Linked DNA regions of Homo sapiens: region 2 is linked to region 1. Evidence: read pairs that join two places in POLR2A ChIA-PET (ENCODE). Cell type or tissue: A673. All regions are shown on one strand. Links, peaks and the distances in the headings refer to the core of each region. The heading gives the core; the rest is flanking DNA. Region 1 overlaps SUGP2 (SURP and G-patch domain containing 2). Region 2 holds the start of NR2C2AP (nuclear receptor 2C2 associated protein).

What was found. ChIA-PET counts read pairs that join two places held together with the same protein. Peaks named below come from ENCODE experiments on the same cell type or tissue, not always from the same donor. Only the 100,000 strongest peaks of a DNase experiment are listed, where the experiment ranks them.
Region 2: POLR2A ChIA-PET joins it to region 1 with 6 read pairs; 4 of 35 experiments call an interaction of 5 or more read pairs at or near these places.

What each region holds. Positions count from the first base shown.
Region 1 is chr19:19,011,093-19,019,417 of GRCh38, reverse strand. It overlaps SUGP2 (SURP and G-patch domain containing 2), which reads left to right. Exons shown (of 11, transcript NM_001017392.5): 4 at 189-309. Among named protein-coding and RNA genes, the nearest start is that of SUGP2, 18 kb to the left of the region's middle. In A673, for the core only: no CTCF peak of the experiment used is centred there; no DNase peak of the experiment used is centred there.
Region 2 is chr19:19,199,945-19,208,246 of GRCh38, reverse strand. It overlaps RFXANK (regulatory factor X associated ankyrin containing protein), which reads right to left. Exons shown (of 10, transcript NM_003721.4): 10 at 6,381-6,598. The coding sequence ends at 6,528. NR2C2AP (nuclear receptor 2C2 associated protein) reads left to right here and starts at 4,833. Exons shown (of 5, transcript NM_176880.6): 1 at 4,833-5,224; 2 at 5,366-5,456; 3 at 5,672-5,777; 4 at 5,849-5,916; 5 at 6,206-6,838. The coding sequence starts at 5,187. The coding sequence ends at 6,322. RefSeq lists an enhancer at 4,633-4,927 and a silencer at 5,591-5,857. In A673, for the core only: a CTCF peak has its summit at 3,794 (motif pointing right); a DNase peak (open chromatin) is centred at 4,816; H3K4me3 peaks cover 1,588 bases; H3K27ac peaks cover 1,329 bases.

The DNA.
Region 1 (8,325 bases), core at 314-8,313:
ATTTTTTAGGAGGAGATTTTCCATATTGGTTGTTTTCCTCTTTTCAATGCTGGTGTCTTGTGAATGAGGATTTCGGTTGTTGATGCCTGCTTGGGTTCAGCACTAAGCCCCCAACTACTCAACTATCCTCGTCTTCTCAGAGCCCACATTCAGCATATTTCTCAGAGAAGCTGTTCTGTGTGTTCCAGCTGTCCCCCAGCGAGCAGATCACAGGGTAGTGGGCACCATCGACCAGCTTGTGAAACGTGTCATCGAAGGCAGCCTGTCTCCCAAAGAGAGAACTCTTCTCAAAGAGGACCCTGCTTACTGGTAGGTCTTTAAATGTCCACGCTGTGAATCCCTCTCATGGAGTATATGGCAAAATTTGGGTCACTCTGATGGTATTGAGAGCAGAGGGTGAGATACTTGAGCAAGTGGTGTTCTCCAGTGAGAAGAGCATGAGGGTGGCTCAGATTTATGTGGGTTCAGCAAGCCCCAGCTCTGCTGCAGACCAGTGGTAGGCCAGCTGGGTGGGTGGCCTTCTCTCACCTGTGACTACAGCTCCAAGTCCCTGCTGGGCTGTTTTAAGGATGCAGTGAGATGTGCATGCAGAGAATACAGAGTAAGGGTAGTAAGATTAGTAATACATCATTGCAGTTGTTTGCAATTTATTGCTAATATTTGTTAAACTGTCTTTTGCTTAATTGCCTCTTTATGTAAATAGAACAACTTTTTTTTTTTTTTTTTTTTTTGAGACGGAGCCTTGCTCTGTCGCCCAGGCTGGAGTGCAGTGGCGCTATCTCGGCTCACCGCAACCTCCGCCTCCCGGGTTCATGCCTTTGTCCTGCCTCAGCCTCCCGAGTAGCTGGGACTACAGGAGCCCACCACCACGCCTGGCTAATTTTTTGTGTTTTTAGTAGAGATGGGGTTTCATAGTGTTAGCCAGGATGGTCTCGATCTCCTGACCTCATGATCCACCTGCCTCAGCCTCCCAAAGTGCTGGGATTACAGGCGTGAGCCACCGCGCCCGGCCGAACAACTTATTAAAATTACAGTTTGCGTCCTAAATATAGTACTTTCTTATTAGAGAAAGTAAAGAACAAGCCAGAGAAAGAGTCTTGCTCTGTCACCCAGGCTGGAGTACAGTGGCGCAATCTTGGCTTACTGCAACCTCCGTCTCCTGAGTTCAAGCGATTCTCGTGCCTCAGCCTCCCAAGTAGCTGGGATTACAGGTGCACGACATGAGGCAGGTCACCTCAGCAAAGAGGCAATGGCCAGTTCTGTCCACAGGGCTCCAGTGGCAACAAATAATGCTTGTGGGGTGTGAGGGTGGAAGGTCTCAAATCTGTGTATTTTTAGTAGAGATGGGGTTTCACCATGTTGGCCAGGTTGGTCTCGAACTCCTGACCTCAGGTGACCCACCTGCCTTGGCCTCCCAAAGTGCTGGGATTACAGGCGTAAGCCACTGTGCTGGGCTGAGACACCATTTCTCTTAAAAAAAAAAAAAAAAAGTGATGATCAGTGCTTTGATTGTATTTCTGCCTACCTTTCTGGCAGTTTATTATGATATCTGGGCGTGAAACTGCTGGGTTAAAGCTCATGTTAGAGGCTTTTGATTTATGTCAGTTTCTCAGCTGCAGCACTTTTTATTTTTATTATTATTATTTGTTAACGGAATCTTGCTCTGTCGCCAGGCTGGAGTATAGTGGTGTGATCTCGGCTCACTACAACCTCTGTTTCCCAGGTTCAAGCAATTCTTGTGCCTCAGCCTCCCAAGTAACTGGGATTACAGGTGCCCGCCACCACACCCAGCTAATTTTTTGTATTTTAGTAGAGACGGGGTTTTACCATGTTGCCCAGGGTGGTCTTGAACTCCTGAAATCATGCGATCCGCCTGCCTTGGCCTCCCAAAGTGCTGGGATTACAGGCGTGAGCCACCGCGCCCAGCCTCAGCTGCAGCACTGAGGCTGGATCATTCTGTATTAGGGTTGGAGCTGTCCTGGACATTGCAGGCTGTTTAGCAGCATCTGTGGCCTCTATCCGTTTGATGTTAGTAGGACCTTCTGTCTCACTAGTAACAACCCAGAATACATCCAGACACTGCCTGGTGTCCCATGGCAGGCAGAGCTGCCCCTGATGGAGACCATTGATGTTTATCATTAGATTACTCTCCATAGGTTATCTGTACTAATTGACTTTCTCACTGCTACTCTGTAGGTGTGCTGTGCCCTCTTTTGTTTTCTGTTTTTTGTTAGTGACAGGATCTCACTCTGTTGCCCAGGCTGCAATGCAGGGGTGCTATCACAGCCCACTGCAGCCTTGACCTCCTGAGTGTGCCCTTTTTGGTAGTCAGATTGTACCCATACTGGACTTGCTATGCTTGCTGTTGTAATTACTAAAGATGCTTGAAAGGCATACATTTCCATGTCTTTGGTCCTACCCACCATGATTTACCAAGGGGAAGGTTGGAGCTTATTGTGGTTTTATTTTTACAAAATTCTTGAGTTTGGATTATTTTCATGTATTGAATGAGGTAGGCATGTAACTTAAAAGTTAAAAATTCCCAAATAACCTAATTGTCCCAGCATCATTTATTGAATACTTTTTATTTAATAAACACTTGTGCCTTCTGTGCAGTTGGTACTGTTCTAAGCACATTACTGATTTAAGCACTAGCTGGTTGAATCCTCATAAACAACGTTGGGAGGCAGGTCTCTTGCTATGCTTATTTTACAGACAAGAAACTTTGAGGCTCCAAGAGCCCTCTTGCCTTGAGGATCCACAACTAGTAAGAGGCAGAGTTGAGATTCAAATCCAGGGTCTGTGGTCTGAACCAGTGTGCATGTTGAAGGATTGTCAGATTGACAGATGCAAGCAGATACCGACCCTCTTGGTAAGAAGGCATCCAGACTTAGAAGGCCCAGGGGCACTTTACAGGTGGTTGATAAGGTGATTAGGCTGGAGGAATAGGAGGCCCTGAGAGGCCTGGGGGCTGGTGCCTCTGCCCCATGACCCCTGCACATGGCCCAGTGGTCTCATGACCACTGATAACCAGGGGCAGCAGACGGAAGCCAGAGTCAGGGGTATGTTTGGATAGGGGGCAGGGCAGGGTACAAAATCAGAAATAAGCGGCCGGGCATGGTGGCTCACACCTATAAGGTGGGTGGATCACGAGATCAGGAGATCGAGACCATCCTGGCGAACACGGTGAAACCCTGTCTCTACTAAAAATACAAAAAAAAATTAGCCGGGCCTGGTGGCGGGTGCCTGTAGTCCCAGAAATAAGCATCAAACTAAGAACTGATATTTGAGGTAAACCAGTATCATGAAAGAGCATCACCAAACTCAACCAACTCCTGACACCCTAGAAGACAGAGTCACTATGAGAAAGAGGAGGTGTAGTCTATAAATATGTATGTGCAATGAATAGTCTCAGGTAATAAGAGTATATTGTATCCATGAAACAGACACTGGTTGCTATGAAAACGATTCTATTAAGGATCTTGGAAATGAAAAATAGATTGAAATAAAAATCTCAGCGGTTGGCTGATAGAATAGATCCTGAAGAAGGAAAGATTTAGGAGTTGGTCCCAGAGACTTTATCATCCAAAAACTCCTTCACAAGGAATTACCTGGCTGGGTGCAGTGGCTCACGCCTGTAATCCCAACACTTTGGGAGACCGAGGGGGACAGATGACTTGAGGTTGGGAGTTCGAGACCAGCCTGGCCAACATAGTGAAACCGTGTCTCTAATAAAAATACAAAAAATTAGCTGGGCATGGTGACAGGCGCCTGTAATCCCAGCTACTTGGGAGACCGAGGCACAAGAATCACTTGAACCCGGGAGGCAGAGGTTGCAGTGAGCCAAGATCGCACCACTGCACTCCAGCCTGGGTACAACGGAGCATGACTCTGTCTCAAAAAAAAGAGAAGGAATTACCAAGAGACTGTAAGAGGAAAGAGTGTGATACAAAAGCACAGCAATAAGTAAAGAAACTGCTAAACTTAGGTTTCTGGTGTGCATGTTTGAATTCTTAAGTCAAAATGCTCCTTGTATGTTGTATTTAACAAAACAGTCAATTGAACGCATAATGAAAAGCCAAATGTTTCTGCTGTGACCTGTTTCCATGTTCCACTCCTTGAAGGCAGTCACTTAGTTCTTCAAACTACTTCTCACGGCTACCTCTGTATCTCTTTTTATTATTTATTTATTTATTTATTTATTTATTTATTTTTTGAGACAGAGTCTCGCTCTGTCCCCCAGGCTGGAGTGCAGTGGCGGGATCTTGGCTCGCTGCAAGCTCTGCCTCCCGGGTTCACACCATTCTCCTGCCTCAGCCTCCCTAGTAGCTGGGACTACAGGCACCTGCCACCACACCCGGCTAATTTTTTTGTATTTTTAGTAGAGACGGGATTTCACCATGTTAGCCAGGATGGTCTCAATCTCCTGACCTCATGATCCTCCTGCCTTGGCCTCCCAAAGCGCTGGAATTACAGGCATGAGCCACCGCACCTGGCTTACCTCTGTATCTCTTAATAAGCCTATGTTGCTTTTTCTTGACTGAACAGTTTTATGCATGACCATTGACATTCTCTGAAGATATATGTGGATTAATAAGTTCTTTTTTTTTTTTGTTTAAAGAGATGAGTTTTCATTCTGTTGCCCAGGCTAGAGCACAGTGGCATGATCATAGTTCACTGCAGCCTCAACCTGGGCTCACAAAATCCCCCTGCCTCAGCCTCCCAAGTAGCTGAGACTACAGGAGTACACCACCGCATTCAGCTATCAGCTTTTTTTTTTTTTTCTTTTTTTAAGAAATGGGTTTTTGCTCTGTTGCCCAGGCTGGTGTCTAACTCCTGGGCTCAAGCGATCCCCCAGATCACTGGGGTTACAGGCATGAGCCATCATGTCCAGCCTTAATAAATTCTTTTTATTAGTTAGCAAGTGAAAAAGTCAGACCTCTAGGAGGCAGATATAAGAAGGGCTTCTTATCTCCACCCTCTGAGGGCCAGCAGAGATTTGAGACCTTCCACCCTCACACCCCACAAGCATGATTTGTTCCCACTGGAGCCTTGTGGACAGAACTGGCCATTGCCTCTTTGCCGAGGTGACCTGCCTCGTGTCGTGCACTAAAGATGTCAGAAGAGCCAGGTGCGGTTACTCACACCTGTAATCCCACCACTTTGGGAAGCCGAGGCGAGTGGGCCGCATGAGGTCAGGAATTTGAGACCAGCCTGGCCAACATGATGAAACCCCATCTCTACTAAAAATAAAAAATTAGCTGGGCATGGTGGTGGCTGCCTATACTCCCAGCTACTCAGGAGGCTGAGGCAGGAGAATCACTTGAACCCAGGAGGCAGAGGTTGCAGTGAGCTGAGATCGCACCACTGCACTCCAGCCTGGGCGACAAGAGCAAAACACCGTCTCAAATCAATCAATGAATCAATCAGAAGTATAGACAGACACATCCACTATGGCTTTACTTCCTTGTTTGGAACACCAAGGGGCAGGCTTCCGTCCTTTTCTATGAGAGAGTGCAAAGCATCAAGCCTAGAAAATGATAACAACAGTGCAGGATATAAAGCTGAAGGAATATGTCATACTTTGTTTTCTCTCATCTTCTAAATTGTCCCCTGGGAGTGGGCCAGCCCTGACCATGCTCTCCAGGGAGAGCCCACCAGGTCCTACGTGTTCACACACTCAGGAAAACAAGTGGCTAAGAATCCCTGTGGTCTAGCCTCAGCAGGATTGTCCAAGCACCCCAAAGTTAACATAAAATCTAAATAATTGATGTTTGGGGTGAAATAAAAGAAACTAAAATCCCAGATGATCTAAATATGTGAGGCACAAGGGGAAGGAGGGAGGTAGGTGTGCAGGCCTTTGTCTTGTTTGACATGAGGATAGAGCTAAAGGGTAATTCTGGATATTGATACAAAATAAAAGTTTAGGTATGTGTGTCGATTAGCCATTAAAGGAACAGAAGTGAGGTCTATAACTTCCGTACTACTATAGAGAGAAAGAAGCAAAAACACAGGAATTGGAAAACACAGAGATGGGAAATTGCATAGCAGGTGAACGCTACCAAAAAGAAAGGATGTAGAGAATTGTTTAGGCAAAAAAGACTTTAAGGAGAACAGCACTAAAAGGAGCAAAAGAAGTTCCTGATAAAAGGGAAAGTCATCACGAACATATAGATTGTGAATCTTGGTGCCTGCACTACATAGCTTTGAGCCATGTAAATAAACAACCTTTAGAAATCATTTAAGTCCAGAGCTGGGTGCGGTGGCTCATGCCTGTAATCCCAGCACTTTGGGAGGCCAAGGTGAGCAGATCACCTGAGATCAGGAGTTCAAGACCAGCCTGGCCAACATGGTGAAACCCCATCTCTGCTAAAAAAAATTCGAAAATTAGCTGGGTGTGGTGGCGGGTGCCTATAATCCCAGCTACTCGGGAGGATGAGGCTGGAGAATCACTTGAATCCAGGAGGCAGAGGTTGCAGTGATCCGAGATTGCGCCACTGCACTCCAGCCTGGGTGACAGAGCGAGACTCCGTCTCAAAAAAAAAAAAATCATTTAAGTCCAAAACCATGATAAGAGGAATTGGATGAATCCAAAACCATGGTAGGAGACATTAATGTTTCTCTGAAATGCGTAGACGACGTAATCCAAATAAGGTTGTGGAAGATTTTATAACACAGGAAATGAGCATAAACAGAGACAATCTGCTAATATTTGTTGAGCGGTTAATGACTACTAGGCAGTTTTCATAGCACTTGCCTCCTAGTGAAAAGCTTATAACGCAGGCCTCACAGCTGTATGATGAAGTAGCTACTGCTTATCATCTTCCCTGTCTTACAGATGGAGAAACTGAGGCACAGAAAGGTTCCCAGCTAATAAGTGGCTATGCTGAGATTTGAAGCCAGCAGACTGGCTTGTTGAGTGTTCTCTGTTCTTGATGTTATGTTCCACTGGAACTTGGGAGATGCATTTGGGACTGACATCCTCGGACTGCACTTGGCATCAGAACCATCCAGGAACAAGGAAAGCCATCAGAGCCATGAGTGACTGGGGCAGTCAGGTCACCTGGCCCTGATTCTGCGCTCTGCCCTTGATGAGGAGTTGCCTTGCTGGGGCTGTGTTTGACTTGAGAACCAGAGTGCCCATGTTGGTCAGCATTCTCTTAATTGAGCGCTATTGCTTATTAGGGCATGATCTTGCAGGATGCCACCGTTAGCCCAACAGAGTGCCAGGGCAGCAGTGGAGCCGGTACTCAGTCGTTTTGTCAGGTCCAGACAGACCTCAACTGGCTAACAGTGTCAGCAGGAGCTTGTGTATGGAGCTGCCTGCCAGGGACATGCCACATCACACAGTGCTGCCAATGCTGTGCAACACACAGCCACCTTACTTCTAGTTGGCTTGTCACTGGTAATCTGGAACCTCATCTAATAACTGATATGTCGCTACTTAATATCAAACAATCTGAAAGCCACCTGAAATACTGCCATACTTACTAAGCAATATTCTTCTTTAACACAAACTGAAATCAAATATTCACAAAAGTCTGTTATGTTTGTTGTGGGGTGGTTATTTATTTATTTATTTTTAAAGAGATGGGGTTTCGCCATGTTGCCCAGACTGGTCTTGAACTCCTGGGCTCAAGCGACCCACCTGCTTCCGCCTCCCAAAGTGCTGGGATTACAGGCGTGAGCCACCACGCCCATCTTAAAAGTTCGTTATGTATGAAATCACAGAGAAAATCACAGCACACCCAGGAAATTCACGTGGGCCACATTATGCCAATACAGCAAACTAGAAACCAGCAACAACCAAAATAAAACATGTTTCTGAATAACTTTTGAGTGAAGGGTAATCATAGCTGAAATTAGAAGCAATTTAGAAGGAAGTGGCAAGAAGAACATTATATACCAGATGCAGTCATAAAAATACTTAAGAGAAAGAGTGACTTCAGGTGACTTTATTAGAAATAGTGGGCCAGGTGCAGTGGCTCACACCTGTAATCCCAGCACTTTGAGAGGCTGAGGCGTATGGCTACCTTGAGCCCAAGAGTTTGAGATCAGCCTAGGCAACATGGTGAAATGTCCTCTCAACCAAAAACACAAAAATTAGCCAGGCGTGGTGGTGCGCGCCTGTAGTCCCAGCTACTGGGGAGGCTGAGGTGGGAGGATCACCTGAACCCAGAAGGTCGAGGCTGCGGTGAGCTGTAATCAACTCATGAAGCTAGAAGGAAAATGATGAAAAAAGTAAAGACACTAGAAGGAGAAGGTTTTTTTTTTTTTTAAAGATAGGGTCTTGCTCTGTTGCCCAGACTGGAGTGCAGTGGTGCA
Region 2 (8,302 bases), core at 303-8,302, 190 kb before region 1:
AGGGGTGGGGGATGGTACTGGCAGACCAGAGCAGAGGTGGGGAGGGAGGCTGGACCCTCCAAGAGAGCTGGGTCTCAGGGGTGGACAGTGCCTCCAAAGTGCCTCTGAACATGCCCAAGGTGACACATGGGTAAGTCACACACAATGCCACCAACAACCACTGACACACACAGTCACACCCCAGCCACACCCCAGCCACACTAACAGCACAGGTGGCTCACATGCAACCTCACCTGGCCACACACAGGTCTCACCCACCACACATGACCAAACCTGACCATACACAATGACACCCAGCCATACACAATCATACCTGGTCATGTACAACCACACCCAGCCATACACACCACACCCAGCCATACACAACCACACCCAGCCATGCACAACCACACCCAGCCATACACGCCACACCCAGCCATGCACAACTACACCCAGCCATGCACAACCACACCCAGCCAATGACAACCACATCCAGCCATACACAACCACACCCAGCCATATAAAACCACACTCAGCCATACACAACCACACCCAGCCATATACAACCACACTCAGCCATACACAACCACACCCAGTCATGCACAACCACACCGGGCCACACACAGGTTTCACCAACCATGCACAGGCAAACCTGGCCATATACAATCACACTCAGCCACACACAATCACACTTGGTCGTGCACAACCACACCCAGCCATACACAACCACACTCAGCCATGTACAACCACACCCAGCCATGCACAACCACACCCAGCCATACACAACCACACTCAGCCATGTACAACGACATCCAGCCATGCACAACTACACCCAGCCGTACACAACCACACCCAGCCATGCACAACCACACCCAGCCATGCACAGCCACAATGGGCCACACACAATCACATACACAATCAACCTGGTCAGGCCACACACAACCATACCTGGCCTGGGCCACACACAAGTCACACTTGCTCCACAACCGAAGGCAAAGCTATGAGCTGGGCTGCACCAGTGTCCCTCCACATGCAAACACACCCACTGCTGCTCACACCCACAACACCTTCGCCTTCCTGCCAGCAGCAAAGAGCCTACGTTGGCCCCACATTGCTCACACCCAACCAGGTTTCTAGTCACAGACACACCCACAGGTAGTGAGCACACAACCATGTTCACACCAACACCACCAATGCCACCAACCCCGAGATCTGTAGCCCTCCCAGCCACTGTTACAACAGCCACACACACGCAGCTCCTGGTGCTCCCATACACACCCACCTGAATCCTTTCACACCCAGACACCCCTCCCACTCCCACTGTCACCTCCAGTGGGACCCAGGCTTGCACTGCACCAGGACTCATAACCCCAGCTGCTACTGTGTGAACATCTGTCTCCTCGGAGAGGGGTCCTGATGGGCTCCGGTAGATAAATCAGACCCAGACCTGCCGGATGGGGGTCTCCAGGCTCAGGGAATCCCATCAAACCCTCCCTTGCAGATGCCCCAGGCTAAGACCTTAGGGAAAAGGTTACATCCATCTCCCAGTGGGGAAACTGAGGCTTGAAGCTATCTGAGGGCCATTCCCTGCCTTGTTCCAGGATAATGAAATCATGGACAGAAGGACCTGTTTTCTGCATGGGTGGGGCTGCCTCCCCAGACACCACCAAGGCAGAGAGTCCCCACTGACCCAAACTTGCTGTGTGACTGCCAGCAAGTCCCTGACTCTCTCTAAACCTCCAATTTCTCCCCAGAAAAATGCTAACCCAAGCCCAGTTAGGGGAACTCCAGAGTGAGACTGGGGTTTGCATCCCAGTTCCCCTTGGTGATCTTGGCCAAATGACTTTGCTTTTCTGTGCCTCAGTTTCCCCAAGTGAACCAGAGGAGCTGCTTTTGGACCTTCTAGAGCCCTCCCTGCCCCATTCCCTGGGGTGGGGGTGGGAGCTCTTAGTCTTTCCTCACTCAAGCGAATGAATGGACCACTTTTGGCTGCCCTGCTGGGAGCCCAGAGCTGCTAATTCCCTGGAGAAACAGGAGGCTCTTTCATGCCCAGGCGCCAGTGGGGTGAGGAGGCGGGAAGAGGGTATGGAGCTGGCCTCATACCCGTGGGCAAGGAGGCCGCATGCCAAAGCCAGGAGTGGTGTGGAGAGCCCTGGAGCCATGCATATCCTCACTGGGGGGACTTGGCTAAGTTGATGTGTCCTCAGCTATAAAATGGGAATGACAGGGACCAGCCACAGCAGGTTTAACGAGCCAATGGGTGGCGACAGAACATGGCTTCAAGTCAGACACACGGTGGACTCTCAGTGAAAGTCAGCTACTGTTACTATGTGTCAACCTGAAGAACCCAGAGAGTCCTCCAACAGTGCCGTTAATAGAATTCCCCCCATTTCACAGATGAGAAACTGAGGCTCAGAGAGGTCAAGGTGCTTTTCTAAGGTCACACAGCCAATGAGTGGTCCAGCCAGGATTTGAACCAGATCTGGGCTCTCCAGTGTCCTTGCTCTTTCTAACTTCCTTCCGGGGGTGAGGTTGGGGGCACAGTTTCCTGTCACCTCCAGCCCCAGCCCTGAGACCAGCGAAGTTGGGTTTGGATGGCACCAGACTCTGTCTAAATGCGGAAAGCCCTGGCAGGCAGGGGCTGAAGAGACAGGCCTTCTGCTGGTGACCCAGTTTCCCCGCCAGCCCCCACCCCTGCTGCCTGGGGTGGGTTTGAGCAGACACTAGTAGGATGCCGGAAGGACCATTCCTCCAGCCCTTGAAGAAAGGGGCTGGCTGCCAGACCATTCAGCTAAAGCCAGGAACAACAGCCTCTTGCCAGTGGCTGCTCTGTCTTGGAACCCTCCATTCATGCAGAACGGATGGTGTCCTGCCCTTTCTCCAACACCTTCCATGACTGCTCCGGGCCCAGCAGGATGTGGCTCCACATATTTTATTCAAATTCATGGTCTTTCACCCAACTAGGCCTTGGCTTATGCTAAGCTCCCTGCCTGGGACACCCTCCCCACTCCAGATTTTCTCACCCTTGTGAATTCCTGGCGCCTGACCCCCTATTAAGGTGCAGTTCTAACATCCCCTTTCCCAGGAAGCCCTTCCTCCAGGTAGAGCCCCTGCTCCTCCGGCCCCATCTCTCCCTTGGGGCTAGGAGTGTCTATGTCTACCTCTGTCTTGCCCAGATCAGGGGCTCCTCTGGGACAGGCCTGGAGCTGAGGCCTCTTGCTGTCCCCAGCATCATCCAGCAGAAGGCTGGACATGACAGTGTGACAGTAGAGCTTGCAGGAGGTGTCTAGTGAATCAGTGAACCAAATCTTCAGCTTGGTATCTGAGGCTTTGTTTGGCAAACTCCTGTTCATGCTTCAAAACCCACCTCACAGCCTGGGTGCGGTGGCTCACACCTGTAATCCCAGCACTTTGGGAGGCCAAGGCGGGCAGATCACGAGGTTAGGAGTTCGAGACCAGCCTGGCCAAGATAGCGAAACCCCATCTCTACTAAAAATACAAAAATTAGCCAGGCATAGTGGTGCGCACCTGTAGTCACAGCTACTCAGGAGGCTGAGGCAGGGGAATCACTTGAACCTGGGAGGCGGAGGTTGCAGTGAGCTGAGATCACACCACTGCACTCCAGCCTGGGCAACAAAGTGAGGCTCCGTCTCGAAACAAAACAAAACAGAAACAACAAAAAACACCCGACCTCGCATGCTCCCTCCTCCAAGAAGCCTTCCTTGACGTCCCAGCAGCATTTTCTGGGAAAGACAAACTTGGAGGCCAGGGCTCCTCTGTCCCAACAAGAACAAAAAGGGTTGATGAGGACTTCAGATACTCCCAACATCGTGGCCTTTTCCACAACTCTGCCTTTGGCCTCCGGGAGGCAGTGAAGTTCGGGGATTCCCAGGCTGCATTTAGTGGTTAGGGTAGAGTAGGTTAGAGTAGGTTAGGGTAGCCGTTAGGGTAGAGTAGGTTAGAGTAGGAAGAAAGACATTGTCATAGGAAGTCTCTCTGGCCGGGCGCGGTGGCTTACGCCTGTAATCCCAGCACTTTGGGAGGCTGAGGTGGGCGGATCACTTGAGCCCAGGAGTTCGAGACCAATCTGGGCAACATGGCGAAACCTCATCTCTACCAAAAAACAAACAAACAAACAAACAAACAAAATAGCCTGCCGTGGTGGCGCGCGCCTACTAGTTCCAACTATTCGGGAAGCTGGGTAGGAGGATTGCTGGAGCCTGGGAGGCAGAGGTCGCAGAGAGCCGCGATCCCACCATTGTACTCCAGCCTGGGTGACAGTGAGACCCCACTTCAAAAAAAAAAAAAAAAAAAGGCCGGGCGCGGTGGCTCAAGCCTGTAATCCCAGCACTTTGGAAGCCCCGGCGGCTGGATCACGAGGTCAGGAGATCAAGACCATTCTGGCTAACACGGTGAAACCCCGTCTCTACTAAATATACGAAAAATTAGCCGGGCGTGGTGGCGGGCGCCTGTATTCCCAGCTACTTGGGAGGCTGAGGCAGGAGAACGGCGTGAACCCAGGGGGCGGAGCTTGCAGTGAGCGGAGATCGTGCCACTGCACTCCAGCCTGGGCGACAGTGAGACTCCGCCTCAAAAAAAAAAAAAAAAAAAGGAAGTCTTTCGGATTCCAAAATCAGTCAAAATCAGTGCTCTACACCTTCGGGCGCCGAGGGACAGCGCCCCGTGCGCGCAGCCAGCCTTTTCCCTACAGCTTCAAGGGAACCAAGGTAAATTCAATCATCGAACCCGGGCCCTTTAAGAAGCGAGCATGAAGGGGCGGGGTCGAACCAAACCCCACCTCTGGAGCGTCCGCGGTCGGCGCCTGAATTACAACACGCATGCGCCAAGCCCACGCGGTTCCGGGTCCCAAGATTTGGCTCCAAGAGCTATTCGCAGAGAAACAGCCTCGCACAAAAAGCCACCGCCCCCGAAACCCGCGGGAAATCTGTTTCCTGTGAAAGGCCTGGCCTCCGGGCATTGGCGGTTTCCCTGATCCTCTCTCCCAAATTTTCCGGCAGGGGATTGATCGAGGCGACATTTAGGACTGGGGTGGGCGAGGGAGTGGCGGTTCTCGTCCCAAGTTACAGGTGAGGACGTTCAGGCCAAGGCGTAGCCAAGATCGCGCCGCCCTGTAGCTTGAGGAGGCGCCGGGATTCGAACCAAGGCTGTGCCCAATCCTAAGCCCTGCGAGGTCTTGTGGAACCGACATGACCCACTCTTTGGTTTGTCCAGAGACAGTGAGCAGGTAAGAGTCTGTGGGGACAGGCAGTGGCGAGGCCCTAAGCCTGGGGTCGAGCCCTCAGTGGACAGATCTGGGGGTCAGGCCCTCCGCGGAGCTGAGAGCTGGTCTCAGCCCCTCTCTTCGCCTTGATCCTGGTGCCTCCAGGGTGAGTTCAGTGCTGAATCGCAACACTCGGCAGTTTGGAAAAAAACATCTTTTCGACCAGGATGAGGAGACATGTTGGAACTCAGACCAGGTGAGGCGCCTCCCTCGACCCTCCATCTCTAGGGTGATTCAGATTCAGATCTCATGCCTTGAGAACGTCAGGGGGCCCTCATGGGTGGCCAGGAAAGGAACATGTGCCGAATTTCCTTCTTCCCCTCCATTCCAAGAACTATGTGAATGAGACAGGCATAGCAGGGCTCTGTGCCTGCAGTGAGCTTGCGCCTCAGTTTCCCTGTCTGCTTCCAGGGCCCCTCCCAGTGGGTGACGCTGGAGTTTCCCCAGCTCATCCGTGTCTCCCAGCTGCAGATCCAGTTTCAGGGTGGCTTCTCCAGTCGCCGGGGCTGCCTGGAAGGTACTAGAAGGCCCTGGGTGGCAGGGGTTCCAGGGGTCACCCCAGACACTCATTGCCTTTCTCTGCTGAAGGTTCACAGGGCACTCAGGCTCTCCACAAGATTGTAGATTTCTACCCTGAGGACAACAACTCGCTTCAGATATCCTGCCCCTGCTTCTGGGGTGGGTGGTCTGTGCCTCTGGAAGCTTTGGACTCACCCAAACCCGAATGGGAACCCTGATGTGTGATCTTGAACACGTGACCTCTAGGACTCCACTTTTTCTGTAAAATGGTGCTGATGACCACCTGTTCTGTGTGAGAGGCTTAGAGGGACCTGCAGCTTCCCCAGGTTGCCCACATCGGTGGAGTGTGAGCTGGGTCTGGAAGGGGTGGGGGCCTGCGGGTGGGAAACCAGAAATCACCAGTTTCCCTTGACTGCCCACGCTCACACTTTCCCCATACCAGCTGCTGAAGTGGACCGGCTGAAGGTGACGTTTGAGGATGCCACTGACTTTTTTGGCCGTGTGGTCATCTACCACCTGCGGGTGCTTGGGGAGAAGGTGTGAGACCTCTAGGGGCTGTCTCCTCCAGGAAGCCCTCCGGGAAGCACAGCAAAGTCCCTCATTCTGCACAGAAGGTTTATTGGTTCCTCTTGGGAAGGGTCCCCTCCCACCACCTGTCCAGAAGCTGCCTTTGAAGTCAGTTCTGGGTTTCCCCAGCTCTGGCTGACCATTTTGTTCCCTGAGTGTCTGAGTCCCCGGCAGGCGGCCTTCACTCAGGGTCAGCGGGCACCAGGTTGCTCTGGAAGAGCTTGAGGATGTGGTTCTCGATCACCTGTTGCACTGAGATGGGGCAGGGAAAAGGTGGGCTGTGAGCTTGAATCGGGAGTGGGGTGGAGGCACAGGCCAACCTGCGCTCTCCCCTTAGGGGACAAACAGGGACCCTTGCAGAGACCTGCATTACAGAGCAAAGCTGGGAGAACCGAGGACTCACCCCAGGAACCTCAACTTCCCCTAAGTTTGTAAAAATGCACTTTTGTAGCTTTTCAGAATTAATATAAAAATATTTCCTACCAAGCAAAATGTGTGAATTGTGACTTTCATGAAAAGATGAGCCTGGGCATGGTGGCTCACACCTATAATCCCAGCACTTTGGGAGGTCCAGTGGGGAGGACTGCTTGAGCTCAGGAATTTGAGGCCAGCTTGGGCAACAGAGCAAAACGCTGTCTCTACCAAAAAAATTTAAAAATTAGGCTGGGCTTGGTGGCTCACACCTGTAATCCTAGCACTTTGGGAGGCCAAGGTAGGTGGATCACTTGAAGTCAGGAAAGGCCAGCCTGACCAACATGATGAAACCCCATCTCTACTAAAACTACAAAAATTAGCCAGGTGCAGCCGGGTGTGGTGGCTCATGCCTGTAATCCCAGCACTTTGGGAAGCTGAGGCGGGTGGATCACCTGAGGTCGGGAGTTTGAGATCACCTGACCAACATGGAGAAACCCTGACTCTACTAAAAATGCAAAAAATTAGTTGGGCATGGTGGTGCATGCCTGTAATCCCAGCTACTTGGGAGGCTGAGGCAGGAGAATTGCTTGAACCTGGGAGGCGGAAGTTGCAGTGAGCCGAGATCACGCCATAGCACTCCAGCCTGGGCAACAAGAGCGAAACTCCATCTCAAAAAAAAAAAAAAAAAAAAAAAAAAATTAGCCAGGTGTGGTGGCAGGCACTTGTAATCCCAGCTATTCAGGAGGCTGAGGCAGGAGAATTGTTTGCCTGGGAGGCAGAGGTTGCAGTGAGCCGAGATTGTGCCACTGCACTCCAGCCTGGGTGACAGAGCGAGACTCTGTCTCAAAAAATAAATAAAAAAGATTTTAAAAATTAGCTGGGTAGAGTGGTACATGCCTGTAGTCCCAGCTACTCAGGAGGCTGGGGAAGAAGGATCACTTGAGCCCAGGAGTTTGAGACCAGCCTGGGCAACATAGCGAGACCCTGTCTCTTCTAAAAAAACAACAACACAGCCAGGCGTGGTGGCTCACACCTGTAATCCCAGCACTTTGGGAGGCCAACACAGGCGGATCACAAGGTCAGGAGTTCAAGACCAGCCTGACCAACATGGTGAAACCCCGTCTCTACTAAAAATATAAAAATTAGCCGGGCGTCATGGTGTGCACCTGTGGTCCCAGCTACTCAGGAGGCTGAGGCAGGAGAATCGCTTGAACCTGGGAGGTGGAAGTTGCAGTGAGCCGAGATGGCGCCATTGCACTCCAGCCTGGGTGACAGCGCGAGACTCCATGTCCAAAAAAAAAAAAAAAAAAAGCAACAACAAAAAATTAGCCAGGCATGGTGACGAATGCCTGTGGTCCCAGCTACTCGGGAGGCTGTGGTGGGAGGATCACTTGAGCCTGGGAGATCGAGGCTGCAGTAAGCTGTGCCTGCACCACTTCATTCCAGCCTGGGTGATAGAGCAAGACTTTCTGCCTCGAACAAAAAAACAAACCCCCCGAAAACATGAGGAGGGAAGAGGAATGATTTCTGTCCCAAACACAG